2 separate regions of the Homo sapiens genome follow, and region 2 is linked to region 1. Evidence: chromatin loops called from intact Hi-C (ENCODE). Cell type or tissue: CD14-positive monocyte. All regions are shown on one strand.

Region 1 (8,000 bases):
ATTTGAGGATCGTTTTCACTTCTCTTGGGTAAACATCTAGGAGTGAAATTGCTGAGTCATAGGGCAGTTTTATGTGTAACTACTTTTTGAGGAGTGCAGTGGCATAATCTTGCCTCACTGAAACCTCCGTCTCCCAGGTTCAAGCAATTCTCCCACCTTAGCCTCCCCAGTAGCTGGGATTACAGGTTTGCACCAACACACCTGGCAAATTTTTGGATTTTTAGTAGAGATGTGGTTTCCCCACCTTGGCCAGGGTGGTCTAGAACTCCTGGCCTCAAGTGATCCACCCACCTCGGCCTCCCAAAGTGCTGGGATTACAGGCATGAGCCACCGCACCTGGCCTCCCATAGCTATTTCTCTCTTTTTTTTTTTTTTTTTTTTAAGACGGAGTTTCGCTCTGTTGCCCAGGCTGGAGTGCAATGGCACAATCTCGGCTCACTGCAAGCTTTGCCTCCCAGGTTCACTCCATTCTCCTGCCTCAGCCTCCCAAGTAACTGGGACTACAGACACCTGCCACCACACCCGGCTAATATTTTGTATTTTTAGTACAGATGGGGTTTCACCGTGTTAGCCAGGATGGTCTCGATCTCCTGACCTCGTGATCCGCCCACCTCGGCCTCCCAAACTGCTGGGATTACAGGCGTGAGCCACCACACCTGGCCTCCCATAGGTATTTCTAAAACACTCCAACAGCCAGACACAGTGGCTCATGCCTGTAGTCCCAGCACTTTGGGAGGCAGAGATGGGTGGATCGCCTGAGGTCAGGAGTTTGAGATCAGCCTGGTCAACATGGTGAAAACCTATCTCTCTACTAAAAATACAAAAATTAGCCAGGCGTGGTGGCAGGTGCATGTCATCCCAGCTAGTGAGGCAGGGAAACCGCTTGAACCCCGGAGGTGGAGGTTGCAGTGAGCCAAGATTGCACCATTGCACTCCAGCCTGGGTGACAGAGCAAAACTCCATCTCAAATAAATAAATAAATACTCCATCTACCAAGGCTGGCATTCAAATCTAGAACTTCTGATTGCAAATCCTGGTTATTTTTGTTTTTGTTTTTTTCTCTGCCCCACACTGCTGACAGTCCCCTGCACCTCGGACTACCCTCATTCCATAGATGAGGACCACAGGTTAGAAGCTTGTTCGAGGCCACACAGCTCCTAAGTGACAGAGCTGGGCTCTAGACTTTGAGCTGCCAAGTCTAATCTTAAAACACCATGGTTTACACTGTGCCCCTAAGGTGACAAGCAGGTGATAGAGAGAGAGAGAGAAAAGAAAGGAAAGAAAGAAAGAGAAAGAAAGAAAAAGAAAGCAAGAAAAGAAAGAAAAAGAAAGAAAGAAAGAAAGGCAGGCAGAGAAGAAACAGATAAGAAAAAAAGAAAGTCGGCCCTTTCAAACAAAATACTGTTTTACTTTGTTTCTCAGCCTTTTCCAATTTTACGCCAGCGCGGAATGAGGCGCCAGGGCGGTGCTCAGGTGTGGCCCACCAGGCGCGGGGTGCAGGGGAAGGTCTTACGCATGCCCATGCACTTCTCCTTGTCGATGCAGAGGGTGTTGGCCTTGATGGCGAGCTCGTGCTCCAGCCGGCACTTGGTCATGACCAGCAGCTGCAGCGTGTCCTGTGTCTCCCGCAGCCGCAGCTTGAGGGTCTGCAGGGTGTCGTCGATGGTGAACACCTCGTTCACCAGCCTGGGGTGAGGGCAGAGGAGAAGGCACAGGTTATTCATTTATTTTTATTTGTTTATTTTTTGAGACAGAGTCTCACTCTGTCACCCAGGCTGGAGTGCAGTGGCACAATCTCGGCTCACTGCAACCTCTGCCTCCCGGGTTCAAGTAATTCTGCCTCAGCCTCCCGAGTAGCTGGGATTACGGGCATGCACCACAACACCCAGCTAATTTTTGTATTTTTTTTTTTATTAGAGGCAGGGTTTCACCATGCTGGTCAAGCTGGTCAAGAACTCCTGACCTCAGTTGATCCACTTGCCTTGGCCTCCCAAAGTGCCGGGATTACAAGCATGAGCTATGGTGCCCGACCTAGCACAGGTTATTCGGTTCAAGGTAGATGCACTCACTGTGCACTGGGAACTGTGCCTGGCACTGAGAGACAGCAGCAAGCAAGACAGGCAAGGCTCGGCCCTCCAGGGGAAGGCAGAGGCAGAACAGGTAGACAAGTAAATACACAAGAGAACTGTCAAGGGTAATGTACACAAAGGAAGAAATAAGACAGGATGGTAAAACAGGATAGGAGACCAATCTGGAGATTCCTCGATAAGTTAGACATAGACTTACCACACAGTCCAGCAGTTCCGCTCCCGGGTATATACCCAAAAGAACAGAAAACAGGCGTTCAAACCAAAATATGTACATGAATGTTCACGGCAGCCCTATTCACGATAACCAAAAGGTGGAAGCAGCTCAAATGTCTGTGGATGGATGGATGAGTGGATAAGCACAATGTAATCGAGCCACAGAATGGGAGATTATTCAGCTATAATAAAAAGGAATGAAATACAGCTGGGTATGGTGGCTCACGCCTGAAATCCCAGCACTTTGGGAGGCTGAGACAGGTGGATCACCTGAGGTCAGGAGTTCAGGACCAGCCTGGCCAACATGGTGAAACCCCATCTCTACTGAAAATACAAAAAGTTAGCCAGGCATGATGGTGGGTGCCTGTAATCCCAGCTACTCGAGAGGCTGAGGTGGGAGAAGCTCTTGAACCCGGGAGTCAGAGGTTGCAGTGAGCTGAGATCACATCATTGCACTCCAGCCTGGGAGCCTGAGCGAAACTCTGTCTCAAAAAAAAAAAAAAAAAGGAATGAAATACTAATACCTGCAACAACATGAATGAACCTTGAAAAACATGATGCTAAATAAAGGAAGCCAGACACAAAAGGACAAATATTGCGTGACTGCATGCACAGGAAATGTCCAGAAGAGGCAAAGCCATACGGACAGAAAGTTAACTGGTGGCTTCCAGAGGTCAGGCGGTGGGGAGAATGTAGAAGATTGCTTAATGGGTACGGGGTTTCCTTTTGGGTTGATGAAAACATCACAGAACTAGAGAGTGGTGAGGGTTGCACAACATCGTGAATGTACCAGATGTCACTGATGGTAAATTTTGTGTTACATGTATTTTATCACAATTTTTTTTTTTTTTTGAGATGGAGTCTCGCCCTGTCATCCAGGCTGGAGTGCAGTGGTGCAATCTCGGCTCACGGCAACCTCTGCCTCCCGGGTTCAAGCAATTCTCTTGCCTCAGCGTCCCAAGTAGCTGGGATTACAGGCACGTGCCGCCACACCCAGCTAATTTTTCATGTTTTAGTAGAGACAGTGTTTCACCATGTTGCTCAGGCTGGTCTCGAACTCCTAAGCTCAGGCAATCCGCCAGTCTCAGCCTCCCAAAGTGCTGGGATTACAGGCATGAGCCACCACGCCTGGCCCTATAATTTTTTAATAAACAGGATAACAGGGCCAGCCTTGTCTAGATAAGAGCCTCACTCAGGTCTTCCTTACTGGCCAGGGCACCATCCCCAGCTGCTACGAGTGAGTGTTGGCTGCTAATGGCTCACAGGTCCGCAGTTCTCCAGGCAATTAAGTTGCTCAGCCAATCTGAGCTATCTCACCTGGGAGGATAGTCCCTGCCAGCGGCCACAGACAATGGCTTGGCTGACTCAGGTACAAAGGGCCTCTGGTGCAGACATCTCTGTGATGCACTTCAAGGTCTGGCGCCCCTTGCAGGATCAGCTGGGACTGGGCTGCCCCGTACTACTTCCTCACCCCTCTCCTTCTGAGGCTTTGCTTATCTAGAACTTTCCGAGGGGAGGACTTTTTTTCTTTTTTCTTTTTGAGACAGAGTCTCACTCTGTCTAGGCCAGAGTGCAGTGGTGCAGTCAAAGCTCACTGCAGCCTCAACTTCCTTGGCTTAAGCGTTCCTCCAGCCTCAGCCTCCCAAGTACCTGGGTCTACAGGCGTGCAAAACTGCACTAGGCTAATTTTAATGTTTTGTAGAGACAGGGTTTCACCATGTTGCCCAGGCTGGTCTCAAACTCCCGGGCTCAAGCAATCTGCACAACTCAGCCTCCCAAAATGCTGAGATTACAGGCATGAGCCACCGCACCCAGCTGATTTTAATTTTTTTTTTTTTAGACCAGATCTCCCTCTGTCACCTAGGCTGGAGTGTAGTGGTGCCACCATAGCTTACTGCAGCCTCAAACCTCTGGGTTCAAGAGATCCTCCTGTCTCAGCCTCCCAAATAGCTGAGGCTACAGGCAGGCACCACCACACCTGGCTAATTAAAAAAAAAAGTTTTTATAGAGATGGGGTTTATTTTTTTGCCTCCAGGTTGGTCTCAAACTCCTGGGCTTAAGTGATCCTCCTCCCTCCGCCTCCCAGGAGAGGACTTTGAGCAGAGAAGAAAGATAAGACTTAGCTGGACATGTTGAAGGCCAAGAGGGAAAGTATGTTGCAGCAGTGCCGTGGAGTAGAACTTTCTGCAAAAATGGAAAGATCTATATCTGCACCATCAAATATGGTACCCACCAGCCCCATGGGGCTAATGAACACTTGAATGTGGCCATGCAATTGAGAACCTGAATTTTAGCTGTATTAATTTAAAACTTAAATTTTGGCTAGGCGTGGTGACTCACACTTGTAATCCCAGCACTTTGGGAGGCTGAGGCGGGCAGATCACTTGAGGTCAGGGGTTCGAGACCAGCCTGGTCAACATGGTGGCAAAATGCCGTCTCCACTAAAAATAGAAAAAAATTAGCCAGGTGTCATGGTGCACACCTGTAATCACAGCTATTTGGGAGGCTGACCCAGGAGGCAGAGGTTGCAGCCTGTCATCCCAGCACTTTGGGAGGCTGAAGTGGCAGATCACTTGAGGTAGAGAGTTTGAGACCAGCCTGGCCAACATGGTGAAACGCAGTCCCTACTAAAAATATATCTATATCTATGTCCATATATATATATATACACACACACACACACACAAAAATTAGCGAAGTGTGGTGGCAGGTGCCTGTAATCCCAGATACTCGGGAGGCTGAGGCAGGAGAATTGCTTGAACCCGGGAGGCAGAGGTCGCAGTGTGATGAGATCATACCATTACACTCCAGCCTGGACAACAGAGCAAGACTCCATCTCAAAAAAAAAAAAAAAAAAGAGAGAGAGAGAGAGAGAAAAGCACATGCAAAATTAAAGGGCTTGGGTTTGTTCTCAGTGCTGTGGGAAGCCATGGGGTGGGGGCGGGGGAGGGTTGAAACAGGGGAATGGCATGCTGACTCGAGTTTCGGGATAACCTCCAGGCTGCTGTGTAAGATGAGATTGGAAGGGGGCAAGAGTAGAGGCAGGAGAAAGGTTAGGAGGTTATTGTGAATCCACATGGAGCGGATCGGGTGGTGTTCCTCAGAAAGATATGTTCAAGTCCTAAGCCCTGGTGCGTGTAATGTTATTAGGAAATAGGGTCTTTGCAGCTGTAATGAAGTTTAGGATCTTAAGATGAGATCATCCTGGATTTAGGGTGACACCTAAATCCAATGACTGATCTCCTGATAAGAGAAAGGAGAGGGAGGTTTGAGACATGGAGACATGCAGGAGAGAAGGCCATGTGGAGACGAAGGCAGAGATGGGAGCGATGCGGCTACAAGCTGAGGGACGCCAAGGATTGCTGACAGCCCTCCGGAGCTGGGAGAGTGGAAGGGAACAGAGCCTCTCTCAGAGCCTCCAGGAACAGCAACCTTGATTTGGGACTTCTGGCCCCCAAAGCTGTGAGGGAATAAACTTCTGTTGTCTGTAGCCACCCAGTTTGTAGTAATTTGTGATAGCAGCCCTGGGAAATGAATGCGGCAAGGTGAGCTGTGATGGTGGCTTGGTTGTGGGACTGTGCTGCGGGTCCCACCTCTGGGGAGAAGAGACAGTGAAACTGTGCTCAGGACCAGAGGACATGAAGCTGGGTGAACTTCCCCATGGGAAGCCTGGGCTAGAGAGAAGCAAAGAGAAGTGACAGAAGCAGCCTGGAAACTTCCACCAGCTCTGTCCAATAGAACTTTCTAGAGCAAGGGAGATATTCTGTGCTATGTTGTCTGATATGGTGAACCCTAGCCACATGTGGATACTGAGCCCTTGAAATGTGGTTATTGTGAATAAGGAATTGAATTTTTAACTTTATTTAATTTTCATTAAAATTCAGTTTATGGTTTTTTTTTTGACAGGGTGTTGCATTGTTCCCCAGGATGGAGTACAGTGGCACGATTATAGCTCACTGCAGCCTCCAACTTCTGTGCTTAAGCAATCTTCCTGCTTTAGCCTCCTAAGTAGCTTGGACTATAGGCATGCCACCATGCCTGGCTAATTTTTGTATTTTTTGTAGAGATGGGGTCTTGCTATGTTGTCCAGGCTCATCTCGAACTCCTGGCCTCATGTGATCCTCCCACCTCAGCCTCCCAAAGTGCTGGGGTTACAGGTCTGAACCACCACACCTAGCCTTTAAAGTTCAATTTTAAATGGACTTTCTTTCTGGGGGATAGGCATGGATGGGACCCTAGTGATTGGAGTAGGTCAGGAGAAGAGAGACCACTTATAGGAGGAAAAGGAAAAAGATGGCCCAAAGGCAGGAATGGAGAGGACGGGGACAAGGAAGATCATGCACAGATGGGACAATTTAGCCACTGGAGAAGGGAGACAGCCTGAATCCTATCATCTGCTCAATTCCGAAGACAGCCATGCATACAAACCAAAACACAACATACACAGATGCAGACACACACACACACACACACACACACACACACACACACACACACGGCCCGGCTCCTGAACCAAACATGCTCCACCTCCTTGCTTTCTGTCTGTCCTCCTCAGTGGTATGACTGTTGAACGGGAAACGGGAAGGCAGAGAGCTTGCCCCAAAGCAGTAGGTCCTCCAGGCAACTCCCCCAGAAGCCCTGTTCTGTAGAAGTCCCCTGGCGGGGCCGCCACTGTGGCTCATGCCTGTAATCCCAGCACTTTGGGAGGCCAAGGTGGCTGGATCACTTGAGGTTAGGAGTTTGAGACCAGCCTGACCAACATGGTGAAACCCTGACTCTACTAACAATACAAAAATTAGCCGAGCATGGTGGCAGGCGAGTGTAATCCCAGCTACTCGGGAGGCTGAGGCAGGAGAATCTCTTGAACCCGGGAGGTGGAGGTTGCAGTGAGCCAAGATCGTGCCACTGCACTCCAGCCTGGGCAACAGAGCAAGACTCAATTAAAAAAAAACTCTCGTTGGGGAGGCAAAGGGATCACCTGAGCCCTCCACTTCAGGAGGTACTGGGGTTCAGCCTGAGCATCGAAGAAGCAGGGGCAGAGGGAAGAGAGGTCAGCAGAGCCCAGCCCCCACTCTCCTGCACCCAGGACCTAGACCCTATCCATCTCACTTCCAGGGCTGAAGACCTAGCAAGCCAGCAGCAGGTCTGCTGGGTGTTGCTCTGTTGCCCAGGATGGAGTGCAATGGCGCAATCATAGCTCACTGCAGCCTCCAACTCCTGGGCTTAAGCAATCCTTCTGCCTCAGCCTCCTGAGTAGCTGGGACTACAGGTACATGTCACGATGCCTGGCTAAGTTTTGTATTTTATTTTTTAGAGATAGTGTCTTGCTGTGTTGTCCAGGCTGGTCTCAAACTCCTGGCCTCAAGTGATCCTCCTGCCTCGGCCTTCCAAAGTGGGAGGGACCCCAGACCCTCAAGTTCAAAGCCTTGGATCAATTTGCCTGCCCCTCCACCCCACCCCAACACATAACCTGCTTTTTCCATTTCCTAAATGGTTACTCAGGCGGTAACTGAGGCTGTGCAAAAATCATCGCTTGGGCACCACCCAACACTTTTTCTTGATTATCTATCCTCCTTCTCCTAACTGATAGCTCTCTTCTTGACATCTTTTCACATCTAGCAGTGGGGTCTCCACACCAGGATGGAGGGAGCAGGGTCCATCGCTGGACCAAGACCTGTGCTCCCTGCCCAGTGAAGC
Region 2 (8,000 bases), 230 kb after region 1:
CTGCACTCCAGCCTGGGTGACAGACCAAGACTCTCTCTCAGAAAAATAGAAGAATACTGATAAAGGTGGCAGGAATGGTGGTGGTGATGATGGTGGTGATGACAGTGGTGGTGATGATGATGGTGGTGATGATGGTGGTGGTGGTGGTGGTGGTGATGGTGGTGGTGATGGTGGTGGTGGTGGTGATAGTGGTGGTGGTGATGGTGTTGGTGATGATGATGGTCATGATGGTGGTAGTGATGGTGGTGATGGCGGTGATGGTGGTGGTGATGACGGTGGTGATGGTTGTGGTGATGATGGTGATGGTGGCAATGGTGGTGGTGATAATGATGGTGGTGATGGTGGTGGTGATGGTGGTGGTGATGGTAGTGATGTTGGTGGTGATGTTGATGGTGGTGGTGTTGGTGGTGGTGATGATGATGGTGGTGGTGATGGTGGTGGTGATGGTGATGATGGTGGTGATGGTGGCGATGGTGGTGATGGTGGCGGTGATGGTGATGATGGTGGTGGTGGTGATGGTGGTGGTGATGGTGGTGACGATAGCGGTGGTGATGGTGGTGGTGATGATGATGGTGGTGATGATGGTGATGGTGGTGGTGACGATAGTGGTGGTGATGATGGTGATGGTGATGATGGTGGTGGTGATGATGGAGGTGGTGATGACGGAGGTGGTGATGTCATCCTGTAGACGACACGCCACCCACTCTCCCCACTGCTTTCAGTCATAAGCCAGGAGTGAACTCCATATGTCTTGCAGGGAAACCCAAAAAGCAAAGGTAGCAGTCCACAGCCCTGAGCAGCAGCCAAGGTGACTCAGGCTGAGATGCAACAACCTGGTCTGTGGGCAGACAGGCAGCAGCCACAGGGGCCAGCCTGGACGTGCCCATAGATCCAGGGAGCTGATCCTCTTCCTCTCAAGGGGAAGTAGCCACTCCAGCAGATGCTGTGTTCCCAGCCCTCTTCTCCTTTTCAAAATCTGCAGCCCAGTGTTCCTCCCAGGAACGCAGGGTCTGGCCCAGGTTCTGTAACTTACACCTTAGCCGCATCCATAGAGTAAGATGATTGATGCTTTCCTTGAATTATTTTTGGTGATGATAAGATCATATACAGAAAGCATCTAACTCCCCAGTATTCTCACTCAAGAAATGATATCTGAATTTTTAAAATTATATCATCATTGATTTCCAGCTGGAGGAGCAGGAACTAGAGAAGCCAGTTGCCCCCCACCCAACAGGTAGGTGACGTCAAGGACCACCTAAGCTCCTAGCCGTGAACTGGGGAAATAGAGCCTGGGCATTTTACATGTAACCAACTTCACTGCCCCTCTCAACAGATCCCTCAGCACCCTCTCTTTTCCCTGCTTTCAGCCTCAGGCTCCAAGCTTCTCATCCCCAGGGCCCCTAGTGTCTTCAGAGTCAAGACCCAGATCTTGATTGGTAACAGAACCATGACACCAAGCACTAAACTGGTGTTTCCCAAAGTGTGGTTTCTGTGTCACCCTTCTGGCAGGCAGATAACTAAGGGAAAAGGGGTTCACCCATAGGTGTTAAATAACAACCAATCACTTAGTAAGAAAGCCCCCTCTCAATCATCATCATCTTCATCATTATATTAGGTTACACCATATGAAACAGCAATTTTTATGAATCTAAAACAAACAAATATCAGCAGTTTTATATGACTCAATCTAATAGGATTCTTTAGACATATAAAAACTTATAAAGAATAAAGGCCAGATGCAGTGGCTCACGCGTGTAATTCCAGTACTTTGGGAGACCGAGGCAGGCGGATCAGGAGTTTGAGATCAGCCTGGCTAAAATGGTGAAACCCTGTCTCTACTAAAAATACAAAATTAGCTAGGCATGGTGGCACGTGCCTGTAATCCCAGCTACTCCAGAGGCTGAGGCAGGATAATCACTTGAACCCAGGAGGCGGAGTTTGCAGCGAGCCGAGATCATGCCATTGCACTCCAGCCTGGGCAAAAAGAGCCAAACTCCGTCTCAACAACAACAACAAAAAAGTTATAAAGAATAATGGCTAGGCTGAGTGCAGTGGCTCTCACCTGTAATCCCAGTCCTTTGGGAGGCTGAGGCAGGAGAATCGCTGGAAGCCAGGAATTCGAGACCAACCTGGGCAACGTTGTGAGACCCTATTTCTACACAAAATTTAAAAATTACCCAAGCATGGTGGCACACTCCCAGCTACACGGGAAGAGGCTGAGGTGGGAGGATCACTTGAGCTCAGAAGGTTGAGGTTACAATGAACCATGATTGCACCACTGCATTCCAGCCTGGACAACGGAGTGAGATCCTGAATCAGAAAGAAAGAAAAAAAAAGATGAACAGTATTTTCTTTAAAATGACCAGTTTTTTGTGGAAGAGCAGTCACAGAGAGCCCTGATGGCAAATAACTTATGATGATTCTGGAAGGAATTACAGGTTGGTAATCATAGATGACCAATGCTACCATTGGTGTGGAGATTGTACTAGCAGCTGAGCTCATGAGGAGAAGACTCTAGAATACCTATATCTGAATGTTGTACCTTTAGCAACCTGTGTTAAGGGTCTCTTCTTAGAAATGTAGCAGTCCCAGGTCATAGCTTATGGATTCACTTTTACATGTAACACTATACTATGATGAAACAGAAGGAGAGAAGATGATAAAAGATTCAACTATTAAACCTTTAAAACTCACTCACTGTCCCAATGTGTAATTTATTTGAATAACTTTATTTTAACAAACATCAACTTCCTACACTTTGATTAAGTCTATTAAGTTTAATTGGTTAAAGGCATACGAACTCCAGAATGTTTATAAGACATTTCTATCTATTCTTACGGTGATTTTTATTTCTTTCTCTTTTTTTTTCTAGCACAAACAAACCTGCTTTGTGTCTCATAATGCCCATGTGTAAGAATTTTTCTGGCATATATACTGAAGAGTGGAAATCCTGAGTATTATTTAATGATTTTGTAGGCATTACCAAATTACTACCCTAAGCAATTACACCATTCTACATGCTCTCCAACAAAGTAGAATTCCCATTTTTCTATACCCTTAACATTTTTACTTATCTGCTGATGCAAGAGAGCTTTAGCTTGGTGCTACTCTATCTTTAATACCTTTCTAACACTTGCTAACTACCTTTTGTCACAAAAGGAGATAGGTCCCCAGGATCAGAAACTCGAGGAAACTGAAATCTAAACTTTCATATTATCATTTTCCATTCTGCATGGGTTTTTTTGTTACAGTTGCCTACTATTCTTGCACAAGGGATACTGGCTTTCCAATTGTGATAAAGATAGGAAATTTCCTTTTAAAACAAATTAAATCAGTAAGACAGAGTAAAACAAAATATTAGGTAAATAATAGTACAGATTGCATGTGATTTGGAGGAGAAAAAAAATTATGCAGGGAGCTCTGAATAAGTAAAGATGGGAGAAGTAATACACTGGTGATTAATTGCAGGGGAATATTGCTGAGCTCAAGACCAGTGGGTTCTGCAACTAGGTAACACCTCCCTGGAAACTGTAGTATTTCAGAAGTGAAAAATCCTGGGGATCATGTAATCCAACCTATGTGTTTCATGGGTGACGACATTGTGGTCCAGAGAGAGGAAGTTTCTTGCCAGGCACAGTGAGTCAGTGGCCAAGTGGAGGCTGGCACCCAGGTTTTCTTGACTAAGCACATGGCAAGTGGCCACTGGATTGATAGGAACAATCAAAGCAGACTTATTAAGTGATTACGACAGCAGATCCTTGTCCCTGGCTCTGTGCACCCACTGTTTGTTGTTTCATCATCTTGTAATGCAGATCTCCTGCAACCTATCCTTTTAGTTTTCTTTTATCTGAAAATGTCTATTTCTGTCTGCGTTCTTGAGGGATATTTGCACTGAATGTAGAACTCAGGATGAACATATTTTAAAATCTTATCTCTTCTAAGATATTCTTCCACAGTCTTCCAGCCGCCATGGTTTCAAACAAGAAGTCGGTGATCATTCAGGTGTTCTATATGTACTGTGTTATTTTGAACTGGCTGCTTTCACGAGTATCTTTTTAGCTTTGATTTTCAACAGTTTGGCTATTATGTGCCTAGGTGTGGTTTTCTTGTATTTATCCTACTTAGATTTGCTAAGCTTCTCAAATCTGTATTCCTTGGCTATTTTTCTTTTTTCTTTTCTTTCTTTTTTTTTTTTTTTTTTTTGCTTAAAACAACACTAATTTATTTTCTTACCATTACTGTATAAGTCTTACATGGGTATCAACGGGCTAAAATCAAGGTGAATTTGATTCCCTTCCAAAGGTTGTAGGAGAAAATCTATTTCTGCGGTTTTTCAAGCTTCTAGAAGCTACTCACATACCTTGGCTTGTGACTTCCTTCCTTCATCTCTGAAGCCAGTAACATTGTATCTCTTTGACTAGTCTTCCACAGTCACACCATATCTTTTGTCCCCATTTTCTACTTTTTAAAATTTCAATAGTTTTGGGGGAAACAGGTGGTTTTTAGTTACATGGGTAAGTTCTTTAGTGGTGACTTCTGAGATTTTGGTGCAGCCACCACCTGAGCAGTGTACACTGTACCCAATGTGTAATCTTTTATCCCTGCCCCACCCCAACACTTCCCCCAGTCCCCAAAGTCCATTATATCATTCTTATGCCTTTGCATCCTCATAATTTAGCTCCCACTTACAAGTGAGAACATACGATATTTGGTTTTGATGAGGATATTTTCCTTTACATCTTAGATGTCTTTTTCCTCCATGGTTATAATCACAGCTTTAAAAATCATTGTCTGCTAATTTCAACATCAGCATCATCTTGAGGCCAGTTTTCACTGATTGTCTTTTTCTCTTGAAAATGTTACCTTTTTCCTGTTTCTTTATATGTCAACTAATTTTGTTTTTATTTATTTATTTATTTATTTTTGAGATGGAGTCTTGCTCTGTCACCCAGGCTGGAGTGCAGTGGCGCAATCTCGGCTCACTGCAACTTCTGCCCCCTGGGTTCAAGCAATTCTCTGCCTCAGCCTCCCGAGTAGCTGGGATTACAGGCACCTGCAACCACGCCTGTCTAATTTTTGTATTTTTAGTAGAGATGGGGTTTCACCATGTTGACCAGGCTGTTCCTGAACTCCTGACCTCGTGATCCACCCGCCTTGGCCTCCCAAAGTGCTGGGATTACAGGCATGAGCCACCGCGCCCGGCCTATGTCAAGTAATTTTGTATTGAACACAGGACATTAGGGATATGTTGTAAACACTCTGGATTCTGTTATAATCTGAACAGCATTAATATTTTTGGGTTTTATTTCAGTAGGGACATAACTTGGCTGGAATCAAATGCAAAATCTCCTACCCCTACACCCATTGCAGCTCAAATCTTCGTTCAGCTTATTTAGCCTTAGCTGAGCTGCTTGGAGTCTGACCTACGAATATATACATGGTCCAGAAGCCAGCCAGATATTTAGACAATTATATACAGAATTTGGGCTACTCCTTTCTCCTTCTCTGTCTGGGATTTCTACTTTCCAGTAGGTATTTTTGCCCCAAATTCTATCCTCTGATTATAAAGGGCAGTAAACCTTTCTTTTTTTTTTTTTTTTTTTTTTTTGAGATAGAGTCTGACTCTGTTGCCCAGGCTAAAGTGCAGTGGCACTATCATAGCCTACTGCAACCTCAACCTCTCCAGGCTCAAGTGCTCCTCCCACCTCAGCCTTCCAAGTAGCTGGGACCACAGGCATGAAGTCTTAACTGCCCTGCACAGCACTGATTGGAACTTGCCTTCAGACTAAACTCATGAACTGGGAAATTCACCTGTGAAGTTCTCATTTTCCATATATTGACTCCCTTCCAGTATCTGCCTGGCCTGTCACTCTCCAGTGCCTTCAGATAGTTGTTTTTTATATTCTCCCCAGAGTTTATAGTTGTTACCTGTGGTAGCGTTGATCATATGGGAGCTGGTCAGCCACACTGGAAATGGAAATCCTTTGTCTCATTTAAATGAATAATGCAAATGGCCCCAGCTGAGAGATGGTAATCCTGAGTCTGGAAGGAAACAAAGTCACGGCATGTTACAGAATGGGCAGGAGAACAGTCGCCTATGGTTCTTTAAAACTGGGTTGGGGATTTTTAGAATCATAAACCAGACTGGCTTCTATGCAAATCCTCTGTTTTGTGCATTAGTAAGTTGGGGATAGTATTAACAAATAGTCAGTGTTCGTTAAGTGCTTACTAGGTCCAGTGTAGAGACCCTTAAATGCATATGAGCTTCGATTGCTTTTAGTGGGAAATTTTGCAGAGGAGGAGACTGAGGATTTGTGAGGTTAAACTCAGGGTGATAGTAATTTGCATGATTAATCAATAATAATGATGGTTCATATTTATTGTATTATTATCATGTTGTAGATAATGCACTAGGGACTCTATTTATGTTATCTCATTTAATCCTCCCAACAACCCTATCATGTAAGTACTGTTAACAGAGACTAAAAATGCTAAGTAAGGCAGGCGTGGTGGCTCACACTTGTAATCCCAGTACTTTGGGAGACTGAGGCAAGAGGATCACTTGAGCCCAGGAATTCAAGACCAGCCTGGGAAACAGAGTGAGACCCTGTCTCTACTAAAAATAAAAAAATAAAAAATTAGCGGGGCATGATGGTGTGAGTCTGTAGTCCCAGCTACTGGGAAACAGAGATGGGAGGTTTGTTTGAGCCTGGGAAGTTGAGGCTGCAGTGAGTTATGATCACGCCACTGCACACCAGCCTGGGCAACAGAGCAAGACCCTGTCAAAAAAAAAAAAAAGGCTATGTAACATGCCCAAAGTCACATAATTGGCAAGGAGCAGCAGATCTGGGACTTGAACATAGGCAGATTAGCTCCAAGCCTATTTGCTTAACCTCTATACCACAATGCCTTCTTGCTATGGTAAAACATCTGAAAAGACCTATTACCCTATAGGTCCTCTAAGGAGGCATGTCGCCTTCCTCTTAGCAATACTAGATTGGCTCCAACAGAAGGCTGTGGGCTTCTCTGGCACATGCACCTGGGTAGGACCCAGAGAATATCTGTGGAGTCTGAATCAACCCAAAAGCCAATATCCATCCGTTCATCAGGAACCCCAGCCTACAACGCAAAAGAGGAAATCTTCCTAAGTAGAAATAAACTGTAATAAATTGCAGAGGTTCCCTCGTCCTGGTTTTCACTTCATGTTTTGGATGCTGCATGCTGGGTGAGCGGAGATTCCAGGCACTGGCCAGGGCAGCTGCCCTGACTCCAAGGGCTGCCATGAACAACTTCCAGGCCATCCTGACTCAGGTGAGAATGCTGCTCTCCAGCCATCAGCCCAGCCTGGTGCAGGCCCTCTTGGACAACCTGCTGAAGGAGGACCTCCTCTCCAGGGAATACCACTGCACTCTGCTCCATGAGCCTGATAGTGAGGCTCTGGCCAGGAAGATCTCTTTGACCCTACTAGAGAAAGGAGACCTGGATTTGGCCCTCCTGGGGTGGGCCCGGAGTGGGCTGCAGCCCCCAGCAGCCGAGAGGGGCCCCGGCCACAGTGACCATGGTGGTAAGTTGGCATCACTTTTAATCAAGGAGAAATGACAGACTGTAGACAGCTCAAGGATTTTCCCTCCTCTCTGAAAGGGAAGTCAATGGGAAGGCAGACTGGTGAGAAATCCAAGTGTCTAGTGAGCTGGCAGGAGCAGTGAAAACTTGGAGCACTGTCTCTGTTGCTGGGTGTGCTGGAGCGAACGGCGTGCTTCCCACTCTGCTGGAAGGAACCATCCCAGGGGCACGCAGCCAAATGCCTGCTTGGGTTCACTCCCTGAGCCCTGACGATACACCAACATTAACGGGGCATGGATGGACAGATCAGCTCCTGCCTTCAAAGGGGTCTGCTGTCTAGTGGGGAAGATGGATGCAGGCACAATCAGTGTGAGTCAAAATGAGAGAAATGGGGCCGGGTGCACTGGCTCACGCCTGTAATCCCAGCATTTTGGGAG

The links. Hi-C counts contacts between places; a loop is a spot of excess contacts. Peaks named below come from ENCODE experiments on the same cell type or tissue, not always from the same donor. Only the 100,000 strongest peaks of a DNase experiment are listed, where the experiment ranks them.
Region 2: it touches region 1 in a loop (3-fold over the local background); 2 of 110 quality-filtered maps call a loop at or near these places.

Annotation. Positions count from the first base shown.
Region 1 is chr16:10,626,114-10,634,113 of GRCh38, forward strand. It overlaps TEKT5 (tektin 5), which reads right to left. Exons shown (of 7, transcript NM_144674.2): 7 at 1,388-1,686. The coding sequence ends at 1,470. Among named protein-coding and RNA genes, the nearest start is that of EMP2, 50 kb to the left of the region's middle. RefSeq lists an enhancer at 1-193. In CD14-positive monocyte, no CTCF peak of the experiment used is centred here; DNase peaks (open chromatin) are centred at 58, 3,008 and 5,968; H3K4me3 peaks cover 272 bases; H3K27ac peaks cover 2,911 bases.
Region 2 is chr16:10,859,009-10,867,008 of GRCh38, forward strand. It overlaps a transcript of CIITA not described here. Among named protein-coding and RNA genes, the nearest start is that of CIITA, 14 kb to the right of the region's middle. In CD14-positive monocyte, no CTCF peak of the experiment used is centred here; a DNase peak (open chromatin) is centred at 3,623; H3K4me3 peaks cover 1,155 bases; H3K27ac peaks cover 887 bases.